Linked DNA regions of Homo sapiens: region 1 is linked to region 2. Evidence: chromatin loops called from intact Hi-C (ENCODE). Cell type or tissue: mesothelial cell of epicardium. All regions are shown on one strand.

The links. Hi-C counts contacts between places; a loop is a spot of excess contacts. Peaks named below come from ENCODE experiments on the same cell type or tissue, not always from the same donor. Only the 100,000 strongest peaks of a DNase experiment are listed, where the experiment ranks them.
Region 1: it touches region 2 in a loop (7-fold over the local background); 1 of 110 quality-filtered maps calls a loop at or near these places.

The regions. Positions count from the first base shown.
Region 1 is chr11:134,605,845-134,610,844 of GRCh38, reverse strand. No RefSeq gene overlaps it. Among named protein-coding and RNA genes, the nearest start is that of LINC02706, 100 kb to the left of the region's middle. In mesothelial cell of epicardium, no CTCF peak of the experiment used is centred here; a DNase peak (open chromatin) is centred at 2,380.
Region 2 is chr11:134,812,966-134,817,965 of GRCh38, reverse strand. No RefSeq gene overlaps it. Among named protein-coding and RNA genes, the nearest start is that of LINC02714, 80 kb to the right of the region's middle. In mesothelial cell of epicardium, no CTCF peak of the experiment used is centred here; no DNase peak of the experiment used is centred here.

The sequences.
Region 1 (5,000 bases), 210 kb after region 2:
ATGGACCGCACGATTCAAAAACTACCAAGCTGGTTTCCCATGGCTTTGCCTGTCTCCTGGGATGTTAAACACGGTTCCGTGTGCACCAGGCCTCGAGGCAGCCAGGGAGACCCCCCATGGGGACTGGCCTGGCTCTCTGGAGCTTTCCATCTGCCTAAGACACTGTCTGAGAAAGGCAGTCCTCAGGGGCCGCACCACAGCTCCTGAGGCTCACACGGCTGCGGAAAGCCAGGCCCGTGCTGCTGGGTGTAGGGCCCAAGCTCCCGGTTCTGCTGTAGCTGCCAGCGATGGCGGGAGGAAGGGAGTGTGGCTGTGGGGAGGGTGTCACAGCAGCCCGAGGGATGCCAAGCCTCCTAGCGCAGGCAGAAAACAGGAGCTAGATCCCTTGTCAGGCACAGGTAGGCTGATAGTGTGTTTGCACAAAGACAGCAAAATGTTACGAAAAGCTAATGCTGAATGAGAGAGATTCAGCACCTCCAGCCCTCAGGGAAGCCGGCAGCCCCCCGGGCGTGGAGCTCCCAGACGGATGGCACCCCTCTGAACTGACAGAGCTTTCTGTGGGCCCCTGCAGGCTGTAGGGAGGGCAGGCAGGAGGGGACAAGTGGGAGAGTAGGCTGAGGGGCTTAGCCGATGTGTCCTTTCCAGGGCCATCTGTGGAAGAGCTGCAGGTAACGTTGGGGCCTCTGCTCCTGACATCTGCAGTCCCGGGCACACACTGATGCACGGCTCTTCTTGAGAGCCCCTCACTCTGCTACATAACTGGGAGATGGACACAGAAGTGCAGAAAGTGGTCCCGGAGTATGAACGAATCTTCCCCAGAGGGACACTTACATCCGAAGCCAGCCCGGGGCAACTGGCAAAATGAGGATGTTTGTCCTCAACATACCTGAGCCCCGCTGGCCCGAGCATTGTCCTCCTGATCCTCCCACCTGCCCCAGCCTATGCCAAGCTCCTCTGGAACCTAACCCACAGCATCTGCTTAAGAGGACCGTCGCGGAGACCGCACCTGCAGGTGTTTCACTCCTTGCTGCTCCAGAACTGCCCAGGTTTAAATCAGCAACCTGACTTCTGATTCTGCCACGTCGGCCCTCACTCTCCCCTACACACAGCCCACACCTTCTTTCCTCCTCCCCGGCATCCCTGCCTGGAGAGCCTGCCTTCCCCTCTCCTAGATGCCCCTGAGGACAGCCTGTTCAAACCCACCAAGCACAACATCCTCCGGTCAGGCTTCCTGATCAGCAGCCAACACCAAAAGCCTGCCTTCCTTGGAGCAGTCCAGCGCGTGCCAACTCCACCCGCACAGCATCTCCACATGCGGTCCCCGCGCACCCAAGGCCGGCTCAGCTGCTGCTCCCCTCCGCGACTCATCTCTCCAGCTCCCGCAGGACCTTCAGCGGCAGGGACCCTCATCCTGAGTGCGTCTGGTGACCTGGAACTCAGTGGGTGTTCAGGAAAAGCACGGGTATTGGTTTCAGCTTCCTTAAGATCTCTTGAAGATAAAAACAAAAACTTTTGTATTCAAAGGAATATCCTCTTGATACTCAGTGTTTGTATACATGATCTGGATGAAGTATCAAGTGAAATCGTCTAAATTAGCGGAGTCATCGAGCCAACACGCCAATGAAAGCTACAAAAGTCCAAAGGTCCTTGATGTATAAAAATTAACAAAAATAATTTTACTTGTGGCAATGTTCTGCACTCAGTGCTAACAGGTAGTCAGCTTCAAAGGACTGAACTTGTTAATAGCTTAAAGTGTGAGTGAACGGGGGTTGTACTTGCTGGTAGGTTGACTACAGCCAATGCTGATGTTCATCCCAGAGTAAACCCAAGTCTTTGTTAATAAAATGCTCAGTGGCGCCATCCAGGGTGGTTGGGGAAGACTAATCATCCCACTCAATTACAGAGGAACAAACATCCAGGAATGGGACATATCCTGAGCACCACTGTGAGGAGGAATTCACAAAGGGGTCATATCCGTGGGGAGCACACAGGGTGATTGATGGGGACCTTGGGATGTGTGAGGCCCATGTCTGTGGGGGCTGTCATAAGAAGAAGGGACCAGAAGCTTAGTCTGGGAAAGAAATGACTCAGATGCAGTGCCGGCTTCCTGGATGTGCAGTCCGGGGCCCTGAGGTGAGAAGGCCTGGTGCTTGGTTCAAGGCTGTGTGGACACCAGCTTGGAAATCTAACCACTTATGAACAAGAGCCCCCGTTTCATTTTGAACAGCGCCCTGGGTTGCATGTCCTGGTCAGAGGGCTGTGGCATGGAAGGTGTGCTTTGTGCTGCTGTGCAGGGGAGAGCTATGAGCATTTGCTTATTCCTTACCTTTTCACAGACTTATGCATTGAGCACTAAGGTAGAGGCTGTTCAGAGGCTGTTCAAACACCAGCAAACCAGTCGGGCAGGGTCTGCTCTGCTGGAGATCATGTTCCAGGGTGGAGAGAAGGTAAAGAAGTAAACAAGAATGTGGGGCAGGATAATTTCAGATTGTGATAATGTTTTAGAGATAAAGAAAAGAGACTACAGTAACAGAGGATGGGCAGAGCTGGGGGATAAGAGACCTGCCTTAGAAAAGGCACCTGAGGCCTGAATCTGAGGGGTCAGTTGTGCAGGCATCAGGAGAGAAATGCTAAGTGGGTACTCATGTCATGAGAAGGTGCCTTGCACACCTGCAGCACAGAGAGGTGCCCGTGGCTGAAATGTCATGGGAGGACAGGGCGGGGAGGGGGTGGTGTGTGGTTACTCTCTGAGGTGACAGAGCTAGCAGGGTCTGGGCTGCATAGGGCCTGGAAGGTTATGATACAGAATTTAGACTTAATTTTAAATGACATAGGAAGCCCTCTCCAGATCTTAAGCAAGGAATAAGTGGGAGAGTTGAGGAGGCTGGTCTGGTGGAGAAACAAGGAAGACATTCACAGTACAGAGCCATGGAATGGGCTGTCATCCTGCATGTGATCAGAAACTGGAGAACCATTCCATAGAAACTGGAGCAGAGGAAAGTCCATGGCAGGTGAGAGGGGGCCTGGATGCTTTCCCGGCTCTCCTCTGGACAACAGGTCAGGAATCCTCCTGAGTAAGATCATTTGATTCAAAATGAGATGCTACTGCTTGCTGGCAGTATAATCTTGGGCAGGGAACCTAGCAGCACGAAGCCTCCAGTTGGTTTGTGTGTTTGTTGTTGTTTTCAATATATACGCTGCAGGTAGCACTTACAACACAAGGACATAGCAGTGATTGAACTACATGGGATGTACAAGTTTCTGAGAATAGTGCCTGGCGCTTAGTGAGGGTTAAGAAATGCAGCTAAGTTATTAGTGACCCATGCAAGTGACATTTTGGAGCATCATTCTGCACAACGTGGACATTAGTCAGCTGGCCTGCGAATAATACCTGCTTTGCTTAAGCAAGCTATGCATCAGTTTTTATATCTGGAAGATGGGATCAAGTCAGTGCCTCATCAGGAGTTCAGTGGGAATGGCAGGAAAGATAGTCTGCCTGATGTCAATGGACCAGGACAGTGGATGAGGTTCAGGAGAATCAGACAGAAACAGCAGCCCAAGACAGGGCAGAAGTTGAGTCAGAGGGAGGCAGCACTAGATCCCAGCTGCTGGGGCAAGGAGCTGTCCAGGTCATGGCTGGACATGTGCATCTTGCTGTCATTCATTCTTCCCTCTGTGCATGTTGGGCTACCGTCGTGCTTGTAGCCAACGCTCGCAGGGACTCTCATAGTTATAAATCTTTCAGCTTATCCCAGCATTCTTGGCTTTAGAATCCAAATCACCAACTGCCAAACCAGGAGAGGAGCAGGTTTCTGAAATATTCTCAGTTGTAAGCATTGAGTGTTCATGTGGGTGGGAGGGAAGAACAGAAAGAGACCTCCAAGATGAATCTGGAGTGGTGCTGTGTATTATAAAATAAGGCAGGTTTGCTAGTAAGTCCATCAAAATCTATACAAATATGAGAAAGTCCCTAGAAAAGGAGAGCAGAGCCCACCTTCAGCACTCCCCACCCTCACAGAACCACACACACTTTCAGAGATGCAGGGCCATTGCCAAGCAATGCAAGATGAGGTTTAAACATGATTGTGCCCTTACTTCATGATTGATAGTTTCTTCCTCCTCTAAGTGAAAAACAAAATAATCCCTTTCTCTAGTCTAGGGAAAATTTGGAACAGGGTGTGTGCCCTTGAAATCAACTTAGAAAAAGCAGATTCAAAGTTCCATTGCCATATGACCTGTAGCCATCACTCCCATCCTCACAACAAGAAAAAAGCTGAACAAACTGAGAAATAACTCTTCTGAGATCTCTCAGAGGATTGAAGTCACGGGCGAAGGATGCTGCAATAGTTGGAGACAGAGGTGGGTACAAAGAATCACAGCTTACTGGGAGCAACATTTCAGGGGCAGAAGCCCTTGCACAGCCGGTTCTTGTAGGAACACTTAAACTGTAATTGACGAATTGCTGGAGGCATGTGACTAGCTTGAGATCCACCGAAGTCAACTTATCTTCAATGGAGGAGCAAAGGCAATTCAATGAAGAAAGAGCGTTTTCAACAAATGGTGCTGGAACAACTGGGCCTCCACATGCAAAAAAGAGAGGAGATCTATACAGAATTCATGTGTCACAAAAATCTCAAAATGGATTATAAACTTAAATATAAAACTCAAAATTTTAAAACTTCTAGCAGGTGACATAGGAGAGAATCTAGATGATCTTGGATTTGGTGATGATTTTTTAAATACAACACCTAAAGCAACACTCCATGAAAGAACAAATTGTGTAAGTGGACATCCGTGAAACTAAAATATTCTGTTCTGTGAAAGACACGGTTAAAAAATGTAAAGACAAGCCAAAGACTGGGATAAAATATTTGCAAAACTCATACTGATAGAGGACTTGGGTATGCAATGAACCCTTAAAGCTGAACAATCAGAAAGTAACCAACTCGGTTTAAAAATGAGCAAAAGATCTGAACAGACACCTCACCAAAGAAGATAGG
Region 2 (5,000 bases):
TTCGATATCAGAGTTATGCTGACCTCCTAAGTTAGGAAGGGTACCTTTTCCTTTATTTTTACGTAATTTTTGCAGGATTGGTATTTTATTTTCTTAAATGCCTGATAGATTTTACTAGTGAAGCCCTCTGAGCCTGGGGCTTTCTTTTGGGAAGATTTTTAATTAGGAATTTAATTTGTTTAACTAACATAAATCTAGTCAAATTCCCTATTACTCTTTTCTATGTGTTTTAGTAAATACCGTTTTTAAAAGTGTCCCTTCCTCTATGTTGCAAAAAAATAATGTGGCATACATTTGTTCATAACATTCTCCTGTTTGTCATTTAATACCTGTAAGGTCTGTAGTCATAGCTCCCTTTTTCAATGACTATATAAATAATCTGTTCCTTCCCTTTTTCTTGATTATATCAGACAGAAAGTTTATCAATTTTATTGAATCTTTTCAAAAGAGTAAGTTTTTAAAAATTTTTCTCTAACATTTGTTTGATATCTGTTTCATTGATTTTGGCTTCTCTCTTTTTTTTTTTTCTACTTTGTTTAATGTGGATTTTTTCTTGTTAACCTAATTAGGTGAAAACTTAGATTGCTGATTTTAATATGTCCTATTTTTACTGTAAACTTTTAAAGTTATATACTTTAAAGTATTGTTTTAGCTGTCTTCCACAAATGTGGATATATGTGGTTTATAATTTAGTTCAAGTGTGTTCTCATTTTCATTATAATTTATTTTCTGACTAGTGAGTTCTTTAGAAATGTCTGGCTTAAATTTTGAATATTTGAGAAATACCTGGATATATTTTTCTTGTTGATTTTCTAATTTTATTTCATTGTGGTCCTGAATAGCCTCTCTGTCATGTGAACCCCATGAAATTTATTGACTTTGTGGCTCAATATATGGTCAATATTGTCACAACATTGTGTCTATGTACTCTCAATTAAAATGTCCATTTTGTGGCTACTGAGTGTCATGTTTTCTAAGTTTTAACTACTGAATGTGATTTCATAATACTCTTCAGAATGTATACATCACTACTCATTTTTAGTACAATAGTTCCATTAATTACTGAGAATGAAAATTAAAATCTCAAGTTGTAATTGTAAATTTTTCTGTCTGCCTTTTCTTGTGTCAGATTTTCTTCATCTACTTTGAAACTTTGTCAGTTGAACATACATTTAGAATTTTTTGTTTTCATGAGTTAACCTCTTATCTTTAGGAGAGGTCTAATCTCTATCTCTACATAATACATTGCCTGAAAGGAATACTTTTACAGATATTAATATAGCTTTTCCAGAATTTTTACAATTAGTGCTTGTATGGTATAGCTTTTCTTTTTCCTTTTCCTTTTAGCACATCAGTATTTATATTTAAAATCCATCTTTTTTAATCAATATATACTCAGGCTTGACTCTTTAACGCAGTATAACAAAACATTTTTAATTTGAGTGTTTAGTCCATTTATATCTAATACAAATATTGATATTGGTCCTTGCAAAATCCTTCTAACTTGACATTGTCCTGAAATATCTAGGCAATCTCAAGGACATATAACATATGAGGTTGGTTGATCAACCCATTTTCAAAGCCCATACTCTAACCCACATCTCTATTACTAGCTTAAACTATAGAGACTAATGAGTCAGATACTGCCTTTTCCAGCTTTTCTTGTACTCAGGAATACTTTTGACCGGACTCTGTATAATTAGAGGTTAAAAAAAATCATTTGAGTTTCTAGGGCAACCTATATTTTTGGTAGGAGTAAGAAACTGAACATAGGCTGGGTGCGGTTGCTCACGCCTGTAATCCCAACACTTTGGGAGGCTGAGGAAGGCAGAGCACGAGGTCAGGAGTTCAAGACCATCCTTGCTAACACAGTGAAACCCCATCTCTACTGAAAACACAAAAAATTAGCCAGGCGTGGTGGTGGGCACCTGTAATCCCAGCTACATGGGAGGCTGAGGCAGGAGAATCTCATGAACCTGGGAGGTGGAGGTTGCAGTGAGTCTAGATCACACCACTGCACTCCAGCCTGGGCAACAGAGCAAGACTCCATCTCAAAAAAAAAAAAAAAAGAAAAAAAGAAAAAGAAAAGAAACGAAACATAAAGCATTATTCCTCCACCTCCTTTTTCTGCATTAATTGTGGACTTAGTGATGTGTACTGTGGCAACCATGCATGACCAAGAGAGAAGGGACAAGAGACTTTTAGGTAGCTGCTCCTAAATCATTGATTCAGCAGCTACCTATTTCCAGACTTCTTATTCTGGAGAAAGATAAACCTACAAGCCGCTGAAAGGATTCTTGACTGATTCACCTACACCCCCTCAAAACTGTTGTTTATTTATTACTCACCATTGCCACCAGTGAGTAAGAGCGGTCTGGATGAAACACTGAGAGGTCCCCTTCTACCTGCCACTGAGTGTCAGCCACCACACAGCAATAAGAACCACTCCCCTCAAGTCCTCAATTCTGTTTCTGAGCCTAACCAGGGTACTTCTTCACTTATGGTAGGGGTTGAGGTGGGAGAAAGGGTCTCCCTCTTTCATTTGAAGGGAGCAGCTCTCACTTCCAATGCCCTGGAAGGGCCTCTTCCTTAGAAAGTGTGAAGATTGACTCTGAGGCAAGAAACGTAATGTTGGCACTGTTCATGTCACATTATGTGTAAATTACAATGCCTCAGCTCTTCCTTCTAGCCTTCCCAGCTTCCATCAGAACCGCACCAGGACCTCTCAGTTGTGCACATTGCCTACAGCCCTCTTGCAAAACAGTTCAGGAGTTAATTTCCCCTCATATCTCTCTGACTCCAGTGTACGCTGCAGCATGCATGCTTTTGCAGAGGGGCACCGCTGACCTTCCTGTATTGAGCTCATCTGAGTCCCTGCGCTAGTCCAGGACCTTCATGTGATGATGTCAGTTCCCCAAGCTTGGAGTTACTTCTTAGACTGCGGAGATGCTCCATTAATATTGGTTAGCTTAAAGAAGTTTGAAATGAAGGCTCATAGAAGTCATTTGCTAAAAGACTTTTTATGTTGATGAAAGATTCTGGGAACTTCTGCCCAGCCTGATTCAGGAGTGCCTCAAAGACCCAGAGCAACATGGAAGTCCAAGTCATGAAGGCAGAGGCTTCCAGGGCCAACCTCTGTTTCAGAAGACTCAGAAACCCAGAAGTGGCTACTTATGATGGCAGAGATCTCCAGGATGCTAATTAGCTGTTGACAGGACCCCACCCCAGCTGGAAATCAGGAGGAGCTGCCAGACTGGTAGTACCATTAGGGCAAAGGGTTGGCAGGCTGCTGTTGATCTGTTCCTTCCAGAAGTGGGCCATGGAGGGTATATGACCATCTACTCCCAGCCCTTGTCCCCTCTCTGGCCTGTGGAACTGCTAAAGTCTTTCTTCATTGAGGGCTCAGAGCAGCTGGGGAGACTCAGTCCTCCTAACTTCAGCTGTTTTTCTCTGTTTTTGTTTTCTGTGCTTATTTGGTTTCAACATTTAGCCAACATTAACCAGTCCTAGCATCTCCCAACAATCAGACACTGCAGTTAGAATCCTCCTAATTCTTTCCTAGCAGGTTGCAGCACAGTGTCCCTGCATACACTGGTCCTCATCTTGCCCATGAGTGATACTCTGATAATTTAAACATCTTCCTGAATTTTTCTCCCATGCTTCAGCCTTAGCTGTGAAGGGCTGAGCCATCTTTTCAAATTCTGCTGTCTCACTGACTTTTGGGGGTTTCTGTTTCCTTCCCCAAGTCCCTGTGCACATAGACCTTGCACACCTTACCCCTGAGCAAATTGTTGCATGAAAGCTCTGGGTCCAGATGTCTACTCATTATTATCAGTGGAGCAGAAAAGTCATGTGCTCTTGGTCCCAATATGTGGAATGCAGGAGAGACGGGGAACCAGATGGGGCTGCCTCTGTCCAGGTCAGGACCCTTTATTATGACATTCTCATTATTTCTCCTTCCTGCTCCAATCTGCCCCAATAAAGCAGCACTATATATACACCTATCTAGTCTTGGAAAACCCCTGCAAAACAAAAGACCCATGAAAGGCATCTGGAGATGAAAAGATAAGGAGAGAAGAGATTCTTGAGGACTTGCCTTCCAGATCCTATGTTTAGGTTTCTACAAGAACTTCAAAAAACTGCCATCAAGCTGTGTGTACTCCACAGAGTATAAATGTGGGGTCATAAAGGTTGAACACAAAGGCATGCTTTTCAAGGCCCAAGGCACTGGTGATACTAATAGGATATTCACCATTTCAGAGAATTGGTGGGTCTCGGCTTCCAAAGGGTCAACTTAGCTTGGCAGTGCAAGAAATGTCACTGTGAGCAAACATATAGCAGAAAACTCAAGTGAACATAATTATTACAGTTATAAAAATTTAGGTCAGCATTTCATATCAATATAGATCCTAGGATGTAGGCAAAAACGAACCCTGAACACATGCAAAGAGAGCAATATAACAAAAGGAAGCAAATTTCCAGCCCTTTCCCTCTCTGTCTCTTTCTCTCTCTCTCTCTCTCTCTCTATATATATATATATACACACACACACCTATATAATATAGTAGATATATATAAAATAGTATACATATACACACACATATATCATGTAATGGATATATATAAAATATTATACACACACACACACATATATATATATAGCTATCAACTTAATGCCAGAGACAGTCCTCTGAGACAAGCACACCCAAAAACTATTGGTGAGAGTATCATAAATTTTTATAACCTTTCTGAAAACAACTAGGCATTTATGTCAAGAACCATAAAAACATTTATATTTTTACCCACAATTATCATATTATTGCACTCAGAAATTATTAGAGATGTTTCAGAATATATTTAAAGTGGGGTTAAATAGAATTAAATGGCATAAAGAAGAGGCTAAAGGGAAATGTTTACATAAATTACAGTGAAACCACAAACTATTTGAAATGGTAATTTCTGCAAATGTTTAATAACAGAAAAAATAACTATAATTAATA